Regions from separate parts of the Homo sapiens genome. Here region 2 is linked to region 1. A link is an interaction called in ENCODE POLR2A ChIA-PET data of the cell type or tissue named here. Cell type or tissue: IMR-90. All regions are shown on one strand. Each heading gives the region's core, and the rest is flanking DNA. Links, peaks and the distances in the headings are about the cores only.

Evidence for each region. ChIA-PET counts read pairs that join two places held together with the same protein. Peaks named below come from ENCODE experiments on the same cell type or tissue, not always from the same donor. Only the 100,000 strongest peaks of a DNase experiment are listed, where the experiment ranks them.
Region 2: POLR2A ChIA-PET joins it to region 1 with 6 read pairs; 2 of 35 experiments call an interaction of 5 or more read pairs at or near these places.

What each region holds. Positions count from the first base shown.
Region 1 is chr3:33,777,232-33,793,527 of GRCh38, reverse strand. No RefSeq gene overlaps it. Among named protein-coding and RNA genes, the nearest start is that of PDCD6IP-DT, 13 kb to the left of the region's middle. RefSeq lists an enhancer at 3,382-4,279 and a silencer at 6,008-6,067. In IMR-90, for the core only: no CTCF peak of the experiment used is centred there; no DNase peak of the experiment used is centred there.
Region 2 is chr3:33,363,474-33,365,973 of GRCh38, reverse strand. FBXL2 (F-box and leucine rich repeat protein 2) reads right to left here. Exons shown (of 15, transcript NM_012157.5): 5 at 1,255-1,349. Among named protein-coding and RNA genes, the nearest start is that of UBP1, 76 kb to the left of the region's middle. In IMR-90, for the core only: no CTCF peak of the experiment used is centred there; a DNase peak (open chromatin) is centred at 1,253.

The DNA.
Region 1 (16,296 bases), core at 1,222-3,721:
AAGTTATTCAGCAGATATTTTTTGAGCTTATACTGTGTGCCAAACAAAATGTAGTTCAAGAGAATTCTATGACCAATCTATTAATCTATTGTATATATTTACAGAGGTCTTTAATCCACCCTTATATAAGGTAGTTCAGCAAACAGTTCATAGGAGGAGGTCTAGGAAAGCAGTTAAGGAAAGTCCTAAAATGGCAGCTCTGCAGCAAGCAGAAAGTACAACTAGCCCAGAATAAGGAGAGGGTGGAGGGGCGCAGGAGGAAGATCCAATAGAGGGAAAAAAAAGGTTGAAGGGATTAGATAGAATAAAAACCACCAGGGTTCTCGTTGGAAAAATTATTCTTTTCCCTTTGTAATTAACAACTAATTTGTGGGAATATAATTCGAGGCTATTAAACATACTGTTCCACATTAAACTTTCTTCCACTAGTTTTAGCATACTTCGATGATTCTTCCATGAATCTAATATTTCTGTGATGATTGCAAAATGGTAATTTTCTTATCCATTATTCTGCCTATATCTATTAGCTGACATTATTCTAGAAAGAAGAATTTTCTTTTCTCCCTTATTTATTCATTTATATGTTTATACCAGCATGGACCCATAGATTTTTATTTAATTTGGTAGATTATAATCTGTTATTATTATTTATTTTGACGCTCAGATTGTCCAAGATTTGACTGATATGAACACCCTCAAGCTGGCTCCTGTGTTCTTTTTCTTCCAATATTTTCTTTTCTTTTCTTTTCTCTTCTTTTCTTTGTTTTTTTGTTTTGTTTTTTTGAGACAGGGTCTGGCTCTTTTGCCCAGGCTGGAGTGCAGTGGTGCAGTCATGGCTCACTACACCCTCAACCTTCCAGGCCCAGGCTCAAGCAATTATCCTACCTCAGCCTCCCAAGTAGCTAGGACTACAGGTGCACACTACCATGCCCGGCTAATTTATTTGTTTATTTTTTGTAAAGACGGAATATCCCTATGTTGCCGAGGCTGGTCTCAAACTCCTGGACTCCAGGGATTCTCCTGCCTCAACTTCACAATTCATTTTTAAAATTTCAGCCACAGCATAGAGTTTTGCAATAAACACTCACCTACCCACCACCTAGATTCTAACATTAACATTTTACTATGCATGCTTTATCTCACATTTGTCCATCTAATCTTCCCTCTATCCACCCATAAATCTACCTTGCTTTTTGGATCCATTTCATAGTAAGTTGCAGTCATCAGAAAGGAAAAGTAAAATAAGTAAATTTATTGGTAAATAGGCAATTGATGGGAGTCAAAAGATATTTAAATGATATCAATGAATGTCACTTAAAGTTAAAAAATCGAATAGCAGAAGGAGGTAAAGAAAAAAGGAAGTAAAGAAAAAGACTTTTAAAATGACTCACAAAAGAAAACCCAATGTGATAGATTATAAAATTGGCCACAAACTCTTCCTCTCCCTTTATCATGATTTTGCAGTGTGACATTGCAGATCTTCCCACCAGGAAGTGGAGTCTTTTTCTGCACCCTTTAAGTCTAGGTCGTTGATGTGAGCTGCTTTGGCCAATGGGGCATTAGCAGTTGTGATGCAAGCAGACACTTCAGTCATCAGGGTTTGTCCTCTCTTACTGCACTTGCAACCCCGTGACCTCCATGTGTACCGTCTTGCCTGCTGGATTATGAGAGACGTGGTTGAGTCACTCTCCTAGCCCTAACCAACAGTCTGCTAATTGTCAGACATATGAACAAGGCTATCTTAGATCATCCAACAACCAGGCAACACCCTAGATGACCTCAGACACAGAAGCAAGCACCTGAGAGATCAACTGAGCCAATCTAGACCAGAACTGTTAAGCCAACCTACAGAATTATGAGCTAAATAAATGGCTGGTTTTTAAGTTTTGGCATGGTTTGTTATGCAACAGAAGCTAACTGATACACTATCATTATGGTACATGCAAGCAACATACCTAAAACAAAATGATTCAGAAAGGCTAAATAGAAAGGAATAGACAGACATACTAGGTGCTGTGGACTGAATGTGTACCCCCAACAGTCACTTCTTGAAATTCAGTTCCAAATGCGATGGTATTTGGAGGTGGGACCTTTGGAAGGTAATTAGATTGTGAGCACAGAGCCCTCATGAATAGGATTAGTGCCCTTCTAAGAAGAGACGCAACAGCACTTGCTTCCTCTCTCACTCTGCTATGTGAGGATACAGTAAAAAGGTGTCTATATGCAAAGCAGTAAGAGGGCACTCACCAAAACCCAATCATGCTGGTACCCTGCTCTTAGACTTCACATCCTCCATAACCGTAAGAAATAAATGTTGTTGAAGCCACCCAATCTATAACAGCTTGAACTAACTAAAACACCAGACAAATGGAAACAATAGGAGTGCAGGGTCGTTCTTTTGATATCAGACAATTCAGACCAAAAAGGCTTAAATGTAATTAAGGACATTTCATAATGCTAAAGGCTAAAATTATCCAGAAAAAAAAATGTAGCTAAAAGCCACAATAAAGATAAGAGTTTGAAATATCAAACTTTTGTATCAGCTAACCCAAAATATCTGTGTACCAAGTAACACAGCAACCACCATCATAAAAAAGAAACTATGGGATTACATTTCCAAGTAATAATTTCTTATCTTTGGCCAACTCTGTGAGTAGCTAAGGGAATTTTAAAAAGTGTTACTCAGGGATGATCCAAAGAAGATACATTTGGAAGCAAGATAGGTGGATTAAGTCTGTGCTGAATAATAATTTGTCATACCTCATTATAAGAGATGTGGCCATGGCCAGGCGTGGTGGCTCACACCTGTAATCCCAACACTTTGGGAGGCCGAGGAGGGCAGATCTCTTGAAGTCAGGAGTTTGAAACCAGCCTGGCCAACATGGTGAAAACCCAATTCTAATAAAAATACAAAAAAATTAGCCGGGCGTGATGGCAGGCGCCTGTAATCCCAGCTACCGAGGAGGCTGGGGCAGGAGAATCACTTGAACCCGGGAGGCAGAGGTTGCAGTGAGCTGAGATTGTGCACTACTGCCTGGGTGACAAAGCGAGACTCCGTCTCATAAAAAAGAGAGAAAGAGAGAGATGGCCTTGTAAAATTACAGGACAGAAGGACAGATGGGAAAATATGTATCTTCTACCTTGTGGTTAGGCTGTACTCTATGAAAATTAATATTTGTCCTTGGGAGATGGTGATTCAGCAGTCCCCTGCAGCACAGTCAGGAGAGCAAAGAAGTTCATTGATGACTCACAAGAGAAGTGAGTTCCTTCACCTGTCCTTTACTTTTTGGTGAAACCTGGATAAAGTTCCCCACGTTCTCCACCCTAACTTGGAATATAAGAGAACTCCTCTACTCTCACCCAGCACAGTCTCCCCCAGAGTATTATTCTAGCTTACTTGTTATTAAATGGGTAATTTTGCTCTCCAGTGGTCATTTTTGGTTGTCACAACTTGGTGGGAGAGGATGCTACTAGCCTCTAGTGGATAGAAGCTAGAGATGCTTCTAAACATTCTACAATGCACAGGACAGTCTCTCATAGCAAAAATATTATCCAGCCCTAAATGTCACTAGTACTAAGGGTAAAATTCGCTTGAAAAGCATATTACTCAGAACAGGCTCCAAATTTTGAGAAATATACCGCTAGGGGTATAGTCTGATCTATTTGGAAGGGGTGGGTTGTTCAGAGAATGAATAAAGTCTTGCTTTGAAAGGTGAGAAGAAGGAAGCATTGTTGCAGAGATATTGGCTCCTAAGAATAGGGGAGAAAAATAAGGAAGTGGAGTACATCAATGAGGGGTGAACTTCCAGAGGAATTTTCCATTAAACTAAAGAGAAATTTACTGCCATTTTCTTTATTGACCCCACCCTCATTAAAGGCAGAATGAAGGAACAAGACAGCAAAGAATGTGACTGGCCCCATGGAAAGGAAGTTGTATCCTATCCTGGGGACTCTGTCCAGATGTTCCAGGTGGTGACAAACAGCAACATAATATAGTGGTTTATGCAGACTTCTTCACACATGTGAGGAGCAAGCTTGGAAGTTCAAAGGGTTTGATGTAAGTTGCTCTGTCTGGTAGGCATTGTGGTTCTTCTACCTCCAATATACTTTCACCCATTCACCCCTCTCTGAAGTTAGTATCCTCCTGATCTCACCCTGGGTGTCCTCGCCTCTCCCTCTTTGTTCTTTGTCTTAAGCCTTAAGGGATAAGAATGTGGCTCAGGCCTTAGATCATTATCATAATCCCGTCCTCAAGCCCCAGTAGTACAGAAAAAAAAAAAATGACCCAATTCTGACTATAGAGATGTAAAAAGAGGTTTGCCAGAGATAACAGAGAAGGAAGCTTCTTAGCTCTTTTGAGGGAATTTCTGAAAGTTACCCCACTCTCTAGATGTGGCTGAAAAAAAGTATCTCTGTGTATTAGGGTTCTTGCACACAATAGAAATGAACTGTGGATAATTTAAGCAGAAAGCAAATTTATTAAAGGATATCAATGAGTTCATAGACTCTCTGGAAGACCAGAGAATCCGGCTTCAGGGCCACACAACAATTTATCCTATTGTAGAACTGCTCCAAAGAAAACACCACCATTGCTCCCAATGAGCACAAATACCCCACTGGCAAGGGTGCTGGTCCCTAGGGACTTTCACCTGAACTTCTGCAACTGCTGCTTCTGGAGCTAGTACTGCCACTCTTGCCAGGAGGGTTTCTGCATGGTGATTGCATCTTCATGTCACCAGATTTCACAGAGCTGCAAGGGAGACTGGGAAACAATTTCTGATTTTCACATTGAGAAAATAAGGACTTATAAGATGGAGAACTCTCCATAGGAAAGGTTTTCAAGGGTGCCTTGTGGCCATAAAGAAAACATATGTCCACTATACCTTGGGAGTTGTTGTCAGCCATCTTATAACTTTGATAGGGAATTAGTTTGATGTCCCAGAAGCCAGAAAACGGAGTTAGAAAGAAACTAGGTGGACGATGATATCTCTGAGATGCTGAGTCAAACCCCAGGTGAAGTCCACTCTATTTCTGGGATCTCGGTCCATTGCCTAATAAATCCCCTCCATTGTTCAAACATGTTTGAATTGGGTTTTTTCATCGTTGTTCTTTACAAATGACTGCATCCTAATTGATACATTAAACAAACAAAAAATCATTAGAAAACACTCCTAAATTCCTTTTTTTTTTTTTTTTTTTTTTTTGAGACAGAGTCTTGCTCTGTTGCCCAGGCTGGAGTGCAATCAATGGTGCGATCTCAGCTCACTGCAACCTCCGCCTCCTGGGTTCAAGCGATTCTCCTGCCTCAGCCTCCCGGGTAGCTGGGATTACAGGCGCCCACGACCATGCCCGGCTAATTTTTGTATTCTTAGTAGAGATGGGGTTTCACCATGTTGGTCAGGCTGGTCTTGAACTGCTGACCTCATGATCCACCCACTTCAGCCTCCCAAAATGCTGGGATTACAGGCATGAGCCACCGTGCCCAGCAACACTCCTAAATTCTTAATGATGGCATTACTGGATTATAGAATATGTGCATTTTAAATTTGGGTATATGTTATCATAGATTATCTTCCAATTTTTTGCACGATTTTTTATTTCCAGTAACAGTTTTTGATAGTTTTCTTATACCCTCACTGACACTAAATTCTGTCCTACTTTTTAATATTTATTAACCTGTTAGATGAAAAGTAGTGTATCATTGTACTTTTAATCTTTAATGAATGAATTGTGAGTGAAATCAAAACTCAACATTCAAATTGATTAGGTGTACACAGTACATCATGTTTTCTACGTGTTTTTGTCCTTCCATGTTAAGTTCAGGAACAGAGTCCAAAAGATCAATCCTGCTTATAACTGACTTTAAGAAAGATAGAAAACTACTCCAGTCCAAACAGCCCCCAGCCTCTGCTACCTCTGCCCCACAAGGTGTCACTGTTGAGACACAGAATATCTACTACAGCACGACCTTTCGCAGGATGGAGCTATTAAAATTTAAATGCTCTGGGCTGGGCGCGGTGGCTCGTGCCTGTAATCCCAGCACTTTGGGAGGCCAAGGCAGGTAGATCACGCGCTACTCGGAAGGTTGAGGCAGGAGAATCGCTTGACCCCGGGTGGCGGAGGTTGCAATGAGCCGAGATCACATCACTGCCCTCCAGCCTGGCTGACAGAGCGAGACTCTGTCACCAAGAAAAAAAAAATGTAAATGCTCTGACAATCTATGGTTCCAAAGTTACAAACACAAAGGGCTTTTTTCCTAGGACACATGTGTGATGCTAGAGTAAAATTTGTAGGAACTGAGCTAGAAACTTGTTGTTGCTGCCAGGATTGTTAAGTCCAGGTAAGCAGTCCAGGCTCCCCTCTCCATGGCGAATTTCTCCTGTCTTTTGCTGCTGCCACGTCAGGTCAGGGCCATTCCAGTCCAGAGGTGATATAGCAATATTAACCCTCCTAAAGGAAGTGATCAGGGGTCTCAGTAACTGCCTTCCCAGAAGCTTAGTCTTTGGGAAAATTTGCTGACTTTCTCCCAGCAGCCTTTGAACTTCATGTACCAAAGAAAATGATGAAAAGAGCTTCATTGTCAATTCCCACATGTCCAGCTACAACCTTCCCCTGTGTTTCCTTACATCTACCTAATTAAAATGATCCCTCGGTATGTCTCCCAGAACAGAGGGCTATTAGGGGATCTCCACTAACGGAGATGCTTTACTTATTCGAGGCAGTTCAGCCCAGTGGATAAGAATGTCTGGAATCCTGACTTCCAGAGTTTAAATTCTAACTACAATATTTATCAGCTGTGTCACTCACTCTAGGCCGTTCACTCAACGTCTCTAAGCCTCAGTCTTCACACCTAAAGATGATAAAGAATACTACCTACCCCAAAGGGCTATCATGGGAGTTAAATAAAATACATTAAATACCTGACAGGCTGCCCAGAACACAGTAAGTACTCAATGTTAGTTACTGTTGCTTTTTTTTTTTTTTTTTTTTTTTGTAATTTTATCACTATCATTGCTGAAAGCCTCTTTTTTTTTTTTTTTTTTTTTTTTTTTAATAGTAATGGGGTCTTGCTTTTTGCCCAGGCTGGTCTTGAGCTCCTGGACTCAAGTGATTCTCCTGCCTTAGCCTGCCAAAGTGCTGGGATTACAGGTATGAGCCACCATATCTAGCCAAAAGCCCTTCTTTGTATCTCCTCAATGTTTAGAAGTAGAAATAGTTCATCTCTAGAAAGAAAACATTCTATTAATAAATGATGGACAGAGTGCAGAGAGTTTTTTTTCTCACCAAATCTCATTTCACTTCCCCAAGTCAACCTCTTACCAATAACGGCCACTTTTTATATGATAAATTTAATATGATATCTTGCTGTTAAAAAAAAAAGTTTAAATGAAATTAACACATTTATTTGAGTAAAAGAATGATTCATGAATTGGGAAGCACCAAGACCAAAAGAGGTTATGGGCTCTGCTCTGGAAGCACCTACCTATTATAGGCTGAACACAGAAGCAAAGTGAAGAAATTACCTGAATTGCTACAGCTAAGTGTTTGCCTTATTTGGGTATAATCTGATGGGAGACACCTAGTTATATAGCCAATTCACTCAGTGGCTGTTTGTGATTGGTTAGGGCTGTATTTTTGTTTGTCTATTTAAGTCAGTTATAAGAAATACCTCTAAATTAGGCTTTGGGCTGGGCACGGTGGCTCACACCTGTAATCCCAGCACTTTGGGAGGCCGAGGCGGGCAGATCACTTGAGGTCAGAAGTTTGAGACCAGCTAGGCCAACATGGTGAAACCCTGTCTACCAAAAATATAAAAAATTAGCCCGGTGTGGTGGCACGTGCCTGTAATCCCAGCTACTCGGGAGGCTGAGGCAGAAGAATCGCTTAAACCCGGGAGCCAGAGGTTGCAATGAGCTGAGATCATGCCACTGCACTCCAGCCTGGGTGACAGAGTGAGACTCCATCTCATAAAAATACATAAATACATAAATAAACAAATAAATAAATAAATAAGGCTTCAGCTTGCTTATGTAAGGGCTCAGGGTGCAGAGACAACCTCAGGCTAGTGGCCTTCTTATTTGCTTTAAAACTGCTGAAACATCCCATTGCCATGGGAGTGACTTAAGCCAATTGTCTATTTTTGAGTATTTAGGTTGTTTCTACTCTTTTTTTCTTTTCTTTTCTTTTTTAAGAGAGACAGGGTCTCACTCCATCACCCAGGGTGGAATGCAGTGGTGCAATCATAGCTCACTGTAGCATCAAACTCCTGAGCTCAGATGATCCTCCTGCTTCAGCCTCCTGAGTAGCCAGTACTACAGGCAGACACCACCATCCCCAGCTAATTTTTAAACTCTTTGTAGAGATGGGGTCTCGCTATGTTGCCCAGGCTGGTCTTTAACTCCTGGCCTCAAACAATCCTTCTGCTTCAGTCTCCTAAAGCACTGGGGTTACAGATGTGTCACCCCACCTGACCTGTTTCCACTTTCTTGATGTTGTAAACAACATGGCCAAGATGGTAGTTAACTCTTTATGTGCATTTGTCATTCATTATTATTTTGTTGGATTATTCCAACAAAGTACTGATTATTCTAAGTACTGATTTGTTTTTTTTTTTGAAACAAGAGTCTCACTCTGTCACCCAGGGTAGAGTGCAATGGTGCAATCATAGCTCACTGTAGCCTCAAACTCCTGGGCTCAAATGATCCTCCTGCCTCAGCCTCCCAAGCAGCTAGGACTTACAGGCACATCCACCATGCCTAGCTAATTGTTTTATTTTTTGTAGAGACAGGGTCTCACTATGTTGCACAGGCTGGTCTCCAACTCCTGGGCTCAAGTGATCCTCCCACCTCAGTCCCAACGTGCTCGGATTACAGGCCTGAGCCACTGTACCTGGCCTAACATGGACATTTTTTAAAGCTTTTGATCTGGCTTACGGAATTTTGCCTCATCTAGAAGAGATGGTTGACTGCATTTCTAACAACAGTGTATGAAAGTACTGAAACCTAACCAACATTAGCTATTTTGAGTTTTTTTTTTAGTCTTCACCAATTAAAAAGATGAAAAATTGTTCCTCACAGTTTTAATTTGCATTAATTTTATTTCTAGTAAGTCTATGGATTTTTCTATATGTTTCTTGGCTGATTTTTTGTACACTTTTGTACTTTTTTCCTTTTTTTCCCTTTCAGTTCTAGACCTACAGATGTACTCTTTAAAATGGCTATTTTGAATATTTCTTTTGTAGAATTTTTCTTCTAAGAGTGCTTTCTATTATAAGAGTAATAACCCTTTATTTTTCAAGTTGCAAATATTTTCCCCAATTTTTTGCTTGTGTTTTGGTTATATTTATGGAATTTTAAAGCATCAGGTTTCTGACATGTGGAATTTTCTACTCTTATAGGCCCATACATTGTGAAATATCAGAACATTAGAGACAAAGAGATAATGTTCTAAGTGTCTGGAGAGGGAGAAAAAACAGGCCATGTACAAGGAATGATAATAAAAATGACTCTGGGCTTCTCAGCAACATTTGAAGGAAGAAGACAATGGAAGAGTGTCTTCAATGTGATGGAAAATGCCTTCCAACCTAGAAATCCTATAACCAACCAAACTGGCAATGTGAAGATTGACTATAGACACTTGTAACATCTGAACAAAATTAGGCCAGGCGTGGTGGCTCACACCTGTAAACCCAGCACTTTGGGAGGCCAAGGCGGGCAGATCACTTGAGGTCAGGAGTTCGAGACCAGCCTGGCCAACATGGTGAAACCCTGTCTTTACTAAAAATATGAAAATTAGCCAGGTGTGATAGTGGGCACTTGTAATCCCAGCTACCTGGGAGGCTGAGGCAGGAGAATTGCTTGAACCCAGGAGGCAGAGGTTGCAGTGAGCCAAGATCATGCCTCTGCACTCCAGCCTGAGCGACAGAGACTCCGTCTCAAAAAAAAAAAAAAAAAAAAAACTGAAAAAATTATCATTTATATTGATTTTCTTTGCTGCTATAAAAAATTGCTACAAACTTAGTGGCTTAAGACAACACAAATTTATTCTCTTACAGTTCTGGAGATCAGAATTCCTAAATCAAGATGTTAGCAGGACTGTTTCCCTTCCAGCGGCTCTAGAGGAGAATCTATTTCCTTACCTTCCTCGCTGCCAGAGGCTGCTTGCATTCCTTGTCTTGTGGTCCCTTCCTTCCTACATCCATATTTAAAACCAGCACATCTCTCTCTTCTGTCTATCTCTCGCTGTCTCTGTCTGTCTTTCTCTCATGCATACATACACATGCACACATATACCTCCTACTATCCTATTATATAGACCTTCATTACTACCTGTGACCACCCAAATAATCCAGGATAATCTCCCAATTTAAACATTCTTAATGTGATCACATCTTCAAAGTCTCTTTTGCCATTTAAGGCAACATATTCACAAGTTTTAGAGATTAGAATGTGGACATTTTAGGGAACCAGTATTCTGTCTACTACATCACACAATCACATTGCCTGTACTAAGATGAGAGAGTCATCTGAGAAATAAGAAAATACGGAATATAGAAAATAAGAGATTCAACACAGAAAAAGGAAAAGACTCTCCATGCTGGTGGTGAAGTTGTGATATTCAAATGACAACTGCACAGCAGTCCTGATTGGGGCAGTGTGGTATGAGAGAGAGCCATGTCAACCGCTGTCCTTACCATGTTTCTGCCATTGTAACATACTTTTAACTTGATGGATATGCTTCACCAAATAGGGAATAAATCTAAATGTAGAAAGACAGATTAAGGACCCAGAGAATCTAACTAGAACCCATAAGGCTAGATAACAAAAACAAAAACCAACAGAAATAAATGATGTCAAACAGCCCTGAAAGAATCCAGATATTGGAATTATTAAACACAAATAATAAAACAACTATATTTACTATGTTAAAGGACACAAAAATTATGCTTGAAAATTTCAACAGGAAACTGGAAACTATAACAAGCAACAGAGCATGTTTTAAAAAGAATCAGATTGGATTTGACAATGGAAAGAAACCATAAATCAAGTTTAAGATCAGTGAATGGGTTTCCAGCAGATAGCAAACTGGAAGATATATTGAAAATACAATCATAAAACACTGCGACACTGCTGGGAATTATATTCGCATATATGTAATAATGTAAACATTGATTATTGATTTGACCAACTATTGTAATATAACTATATTGAGAATATTAAGGATAGCAGAAGACAGAATGACATTGTAAGACAGATAAATTCTCATCTACTACAATATGAAGCTGATAGATAATAGCTAAAGATAGTATATGCCTATTATTTACAAATTAGGTAGAGGTGTAAATGCCAGAGAGAGCTAAAAGCATAAAAAAATAGTTGTCTCTAGGAAGGAGGGAAGAAAGTAGAGAGGGATGGGGAAGGGAAATGCTGCATTTTATCATAACCTTTTTGGTACTACTTAATCTTTTTAAATATGTATGTATTATTTTAACAAAATAAAATTAAAATTGAAAAATAAAGATTAAAAAAGCTGTAGGACTGGATGAGATCATAAGGTAGACAGCTAAAAAAAAAAAAGCACCAATATATAAGCCTAGGTCCTTCCAATATTTAGAGGTCAGGTAAACGAAGAGGAACCAGCAAAGGAGACAGAGCAGCTGGAACCATAGGAGGAGAACCATAAAAGAATGGTGTCCTGGAGTCCAAAGTATAGAAAATATTTCAAAAAAGAGAGAATGATCAATCACGCAAAGTGCTGTTAGGAAGAATGAAATTTGATTATTAAATTTGCTATCATTAAGGTCAACCTTCAGGAGCAATTTTGGTGGAATGAAAGCCTAATCTAAGTGGGCCCAAGAGAGTATGAGGGTGGAAAGTAAAGATGGCAGGAATAGAAACTCTATGGTAAGGAAAGGAGAATAGAAACCAGTGGGTCAAAAGAGGGTTTTGTCTATGTAAGTGTGAGCCTGTGTGTATGGTTTCAATTTTTGTTTGTTTGTTTGTTTGTTTTGTTTTTTTTGAGACGGAGTCTTGCTCTGTCGCCAGGCTGGAGTGCAGTGGCGCAATCTCAGCTCACTGCAACCTCCGCCTCCCAGGTTCAAGCGATTCCCCTGGCTCAGCCTCCCAAGTAGCTGGGATTACAGGCACATGCCACCACACCCAGCTAAGTTTTTGTATCTTAATAGAGACGGGGTTTCACCATGTTGGCCAAGATGGTCTCGATCTCCTGACCTTGTGATCCAACTGCCTCAGCCTCCCAAAGTGCTGGGATTACAGGTGTGAGCCACCGCGCCTGGCTGGTTTCAAATTTTTAAAAAAATTTTTGGCCAGGCATGGTGGCTCACACCTTTAATCCTAAGACTTTGGGAGGCCAAGGAGGGCGGATCACTTGAGTCCAGGAGTTCTAGACCAGCCTAGACAACATAGTGAGACCTTGTCTTTCCAAAATAATACAAAAATCAGCCAGGTTTGGTGGAATGTGCCTGTAATTCCAGCTCCTCAGGAGGCTGAGGTGGGAGGACTGCCTGACCCTGGAGAGGCAGAGACTGCAGTGAGCTGAGATTGCGCCACTGCGCTCTAGCCGTTTTTTTTTGGTTTGTTTTTGTTTTTCGTTTTTTGTTTTTTGTTTTTTGAGACAGGATCTCTCTCTGTTGCCCAGGCTGAAGTGTAGTGGTGCGATCTTGGCACACTGCAGCCTCCACCTCCCCAGGTTCAGGCGATCCTCCCACCTCAGCCTCCCCAGTAGATGGGTCTACAGGCATGTGTCACCATGCCTAGCTAATTTTGGTAGAGACAGGATTTCACCATGTTGCCCAGGCTGGTCGAATAAAAATATTTGAATGTTGATGAGCATGAACTATTACATTATGGGTCAGAAACATGATTAATATGTATATATTCCTAAAATCTACTGTGTCAGATAGCATCTATCAGCTTCAGTAGCGATAAAGAATAATTGCTAAACAGGTATTATTAAAACCTTAAAGAGACAGCTATCTTACTTATGGCACACAGCAGGCACTCAGTAAACATTTCTTGAATGAATAAATGTTATGCTGGCATTGTATCTGCTTTGCCAATCTAAACTGTATAACTAGTTAACCAAAATTTAAACTGGACTATAAAGCTTCTAAATATCTTAAAAGGTATATATTGCTGCTTATGTTAAAAAGAGCCCCCAAAACATGAACTAAACCAGGAAGGGATATTTGACATAAAACTGGTTTAAGCCATCATTCATGTTGTTTCTAAGAAGTACACTGCCAGATTCATTGAAGAAGAATTGAATTAGGTGATGGCAAGCCAGTTGCAATAATGAATGAAATTTACAGAAAACCTGAGGCAGAGATGTGGTTCAAATGAACCATTTCAACCTGGCCCCAGGTAAGCTCATGAAACTGGCTTGGTCTATCTGTGTGGCCCCTAGATCCCCCCTCACTCCTTCAACCTTTTTTCTAGGCTAACAATCCCTTCCTGTTTTCTCCACTCTCCCCGTAACTTTTCCAAATTATAAAGAACATATGTAGTATGTTGAAATTATCACTAAAGATACTCCTAATTCGTGTATCAAAATAGCCTCAGGGCACATTCCCCAGAAACAGCATACCACCCCTGAGTTTAAATATGTTCTGGTATTTTCTCTGGAGGAAACGGCCATGATTTCTGGCCTTTATTTTCTACTTTTATCCCAAGAGTGTGCTTGCTGAAAGCCCACTTTCCTCCTCAAGTTTTGTACAGGTAGTTAGACAGGACTTGACATGGATCTTGTAGGGAGGCAGTGCAAGGAAGTAAGCTCTTTAACATGTTCAGTAATCACACAACAGCCTTGAATTCAGGGATTATTTGGTATGTAAACACAGCTCCTAAATAACATTCGCCTAGAAAAGAAGATAATCTAATGCGAAATGAATTTCTTTGGCAACTTATTTAGAATCTCCTGTTCCTGCATGATTAGACCTACCCATGATTCTCATTCTGACCAATATTTTACTGCTTCACTGCTAGAGGATAAAAGAATGTCACATTTTTAATTCAGTACATTATATCCAGTATATATCCAGTATATAACTGCTGAGAGGGATTAATGAAGACTTAATAAATCACTGTGTTACAGCATAATACAAGATAGCCCTTTAATATTGTGTATCTGGATCTGACATCTAGAACTGCTGCAGCCATCTTACATCCATGAAGAGAAGAATAAAATAAATTTTTGCTGAACTTTGAGTATGTGCATTCAGATTTGCACACTGTATAACCCAGAGCTCCAGAAGATGGAACCAAAGTAACCACTTTTCAGAAAGCTCATCAGAGTCAGTAGGAAAGCTGCCTGATGATAAATTTGTGCCTCTACTATCTGGATTCAACAAACTGACTTGGGGCATAACAGTCAGCTGTGCCAAACTCTACTGTAACCAACCAACTTTGAGCTGACAATCCAAGGGGTTGTTTAAACCAAGCAATCATTTTTCCTTGTGAAAATGTGTGATTTCTGCTTTTAGAGGTCCCATCCTTGCCTTTGGTTGGAGACACAGGCTTCAGAAATCTGTGCTTCCTTTTATATACCTATAAACGCGTAAATACTCAAGACTTTACACTAAAATTGTATTCAAATTATATCTTTTCAGCTAAAAACTTACTCTGCCCCAGAATTTCTATTTTTCTTTTGTTTGGAACTCAAAACTGATATACCAACGATGGCAAAGCAGAAAGAACCTGGTTCCCTGATGATATCCTTGTTACTAACTAAGAGCGCTCCTACCTCTGGACTTGTTGTTATGTGATATAATAAATTTCTTTTTTGGTTTGGGCCACATTCAGTTGGGTTTTCTCTTATTTGTACCAAAAGTAAAAGAACTGATATACCTTATTTTATTGCTCCATCAAAAAGAGTGTCTCCCACCGCATCACACACTGCTCCTTTATCCTTCTTTATTTCTCTTTATATGATTTAATCACTACCTGAAACTACATTATATATATATTTTTTTGTTTGTTTGTTTGCTTATTTGTTTACTTGTTCATTGTCTATATTGCCCACTAAAATATAAGCTATATAAGGGATGGAGAATCTGCTCCCAAGCTCTCTCATGTGGTTGTTGTTAGCCCTCAGTTCCTAACTGGCTGTTGGCTAGAGGCCCTGTTTCTCACCATGCAGGCCTCTGCATGGGGCTGCTGGACATGTAAGCTGGCTTCCTCAAGTACTAGTGATCCAGGAAAGAGAGAGAGAGAGGGCACCCCAGACAGAAGCCACAGCCTAATCTCAGAAATGACGTACTTATAAAGCTTTGCATTCAGACTCCAGGGTTTGAGTCCTGAGCCCTGCGGGTCACTGAATACTGTTTGCCTCAGTTTATACATACATAAAATGGGAATAATAATATATACTTTTTGTCAAGGACTAAAATAGCTAATATATATTAAAAGCTTTGAATGTTATGATATTTACAGGTGAATTATAGGACATCTGATATTTGCTTTAAATACTCCAGAAAAAGAATGAGCGGGGGGAATGATAGTGATAGATAAATAGGTATAGCAAAATGTTCAAACGTTGATAAATAGTTGAAAGTGGATAATGCACATATGGAAGCTCTTTTTGCTTTTTTCTTCATTTCTTAAGTGTGAAATTCTCCATAATAAAAAGTTACATAATGCTGGACGTGGTAGCTTATGCCTGTAATCCCAGCATTTTGGGAAGCTGAGGCGGGAAGATGACTCGAGGTCAGGAGTTCGAGACCAGCCAGGCCAACATGGTGAAACCCCCTCTCTACTAAAAATACAAAAAAATTCACCCAGCATGGTGGCACATGCCTGTAATCCCAGCTACTCGAGAGGCTAAGGCGGCAGAATCGCTGGAACCCGGGAAGTGGAGGTTGCAGTGAGCTAAGCTCATGCCGCTGCACTCACCTGAGTGACAGAGCGAGACTCCATCTCAAAAAAAAAAAGTTACATAATTGTTTACATAAAGTGTTTATAATAGTACCTGGAACATTAAATAACTCAATAAATATTAGTTATTACTTGTTTTTTCTTTTGAGACAGAGTCGCACTTTGGCCGGAGTGCAGTGGCGTGATCTTGGCTCACTGCAACCTCCGCCTCCTGGGTTCCAGCGATTCTCCTGCCTCAGCCTCCTGAATAGCTGGGATTACAGGCATGCGCCACCATGCCCAACTAATTTTTTGTATTTTTAGTAGAGATGGGTTTCGCCATTTTGGCCAGGCTGGTCTCAAACTCCTGGCCTCAAGTGATCCGCCCACCTCAGCCTCCCAAAGTGCTAGGATTAGACATGTGAGC
Region 2 (2,500 bases), core at 1-2,500, 430 kb after region 1:
CATTCACTGTATGTTGCACATTCTTACTGGAAGTCTGTGATTGCTGTACATTGTGGTAATATTTAGGTCTGCAAGAACACAAAGTGTATTCCAAGGTTATGGGGGGTATATCCTAATTTTAGCCAAACTCATAAGCAATACTAGAGGCCATGAGGATAAAGACATGAAGGTTTTAATCATCTCTGTCTCCAGAAATCCTCAAAGCACAAATTGTTGTTGGTTTGTTTGTTTGTTTGTTTGTTTGTTTGTTTGGTCGAAGAGTCTCATTTTGCTGCCCACACTGGTCTCAAACTCCTGGCTTCAAGGGATCGTTCCACCTCAGCCTCCCAAAGAGCTGGGATTACAGGCATGAGCCACTGTGCCTGGCCAGTACACATCCTTAGCATTGATAACATTCCCAATAGCCTGGGTGCAGTGGCTCACACCTGTAATCCCAGCACTTTGGGAGTTCAAGATGGGTGAGCTCAGGAGTTCAAGACCAGCGTGGCCAACATGGTGAAATCCCATCTCTACTAAAAATACAAAAATTAGCTGGGCATGGTGGTGCACGCCTGTAATCCCAGCTACTCAGGAGGCTGAGGCAGGAGAATCACTTGAACCTGGGAGGCAGAGGTTGCAGTGAGTTGAGATTGTGCCGTTGCACTCCAGCCTGAGTGACAGAGTGAGACTCGGTCTCAAAAAAAAAAAAAAACCCCAATAAATAATGGCTATCCAGTAAGAGATGGGCAAATATTTGGTTGTATAGGATATATTGCTAACTGTAATAAAATTAATGTAAAAATCACATCTCATTATGAGTAAGCAAAATTCTAGCTTATGCCAAGGAAATTTTTGAAATAGTTATTTTATCAATTAGTAAAATTTATATATAAAGGTAGCTAATATTATGAGAGGAAAACTAGGAAGATGCCGAAGTGAAGAAGGGAATAGAAAAGAGGTAGGCACTTCATACATGTTATTTCTTGTTATGCCTATGACAGTCCTGTGGGAGCTATAGCTGCCCTGACTTTGCAGAAGAGAGAACTGACACTCGGCCGGGGGAAATAATTTGTCCCAAGGTCACATCCCTAACAACAGTACAGCTCGGTTTCCAACCCAGGTTTGCTATTCCAAAGTCCTGGTCCTCTCATTACTCTATGCAAATTACCACAGAAAGAATTTTAACAGAAGAAGAGCATGTAATAGGCTTGGTTTATTTTTGCTGATGAAAATGCTACAAGCTGCCATGACAGTGAGTCACTGGATTTGACTTACTTCAAGGAGGAATCCCCAACACCAATGCAGCCTCGCAAGCTGAGCTTCCTCAGGAATCCACCGCATCGCTTCGAGATATTTTCCACCACTCGACCCTTTAATCAAGAAAGTTCGGGAGGAAAAAATACTGTTTTTTCATGCTGCTTATCTAACAGCAAAATAACCTGAAATCTAGGAACTGAATATATTTTTCCAAGTGTAACAGAAAATATTTTGGAACATTCCTGTAACACCTCAGTTCTATCCTTAATGCATACAGGGGCTGCAAGCACTGAAAAATGGTCCAATTAAAGCATTAAGTATTCTAAAACCAACCAACAAACAAAAACAAACACAAATGCAAAAACCAAAACCTGTACACTGCCTTTTGAAAGCCTTAGCCCTGGGGTTAGGCCCTCCCTACCCAGGTCACAGCTATTCCACCAACCAAAAGGCTTTTTGAGGTTAGCTGTGGGAATACCAGCCACTGAGCAGAGATCTAAGACAATGCTGCTTTAAAAAGAAAATCCTACTTGAGCTAAGCATTACCACTTCAAAAGTATAACAATATATTGCAAAAGCTCCCCCTCATCCTCCTTAGCTGTCCTCTGCTTAAACACATTTGCTTTGAAAAAGGAACTTTTGTTGAGTACTGGCAGAGATATTAGAGGAAGCAAAAAGAAAATGAACAATGAACAATGATTAAGCACCTCCACTTTTTAAAAAATGTTTTCTATTTCAAATCACTTTTTTTCTTTAGAGACAGGGTTGGTGTTGGGGGGTCTCGCTTTGGTGCCCAGATTGGAGTATAGTGATGTGGTCATAGCTCACTGCAGCCTCAAATTCCTGGGCTCAAGTGATCCTCCTGCCTCAGCCTATGGAGTAGCTAGGACTACAGGAACATGCCATGGCACCTGGTTTACTTCCACTTTTTGAGGAACAATTTCTTGTACCTATTATGGCTCATTTAATAGTCAAAAAACTTCATGAACACTCCCAAAATGGAGGTAAGAAAGAGTATGTGTGGAATACAGAAGATCCCTTAGGGCATCCTGTAGTACTACCATGCCCTGTGATTTATGTCAGTAGCAAACTACAACAACCCAATCCAAGCACGACTATTAATGACCAGACCTTCAGGAATAAAGGTCTGAGTCATTCCACCAGGTAAAGAACCATCACCAGCTGAGGTGCTTGCTGAAGGCAAAGGAATACAGAAATGCATTGTGGAAGAAGGTAGTTATAAATACTAACTACAACCTCTACC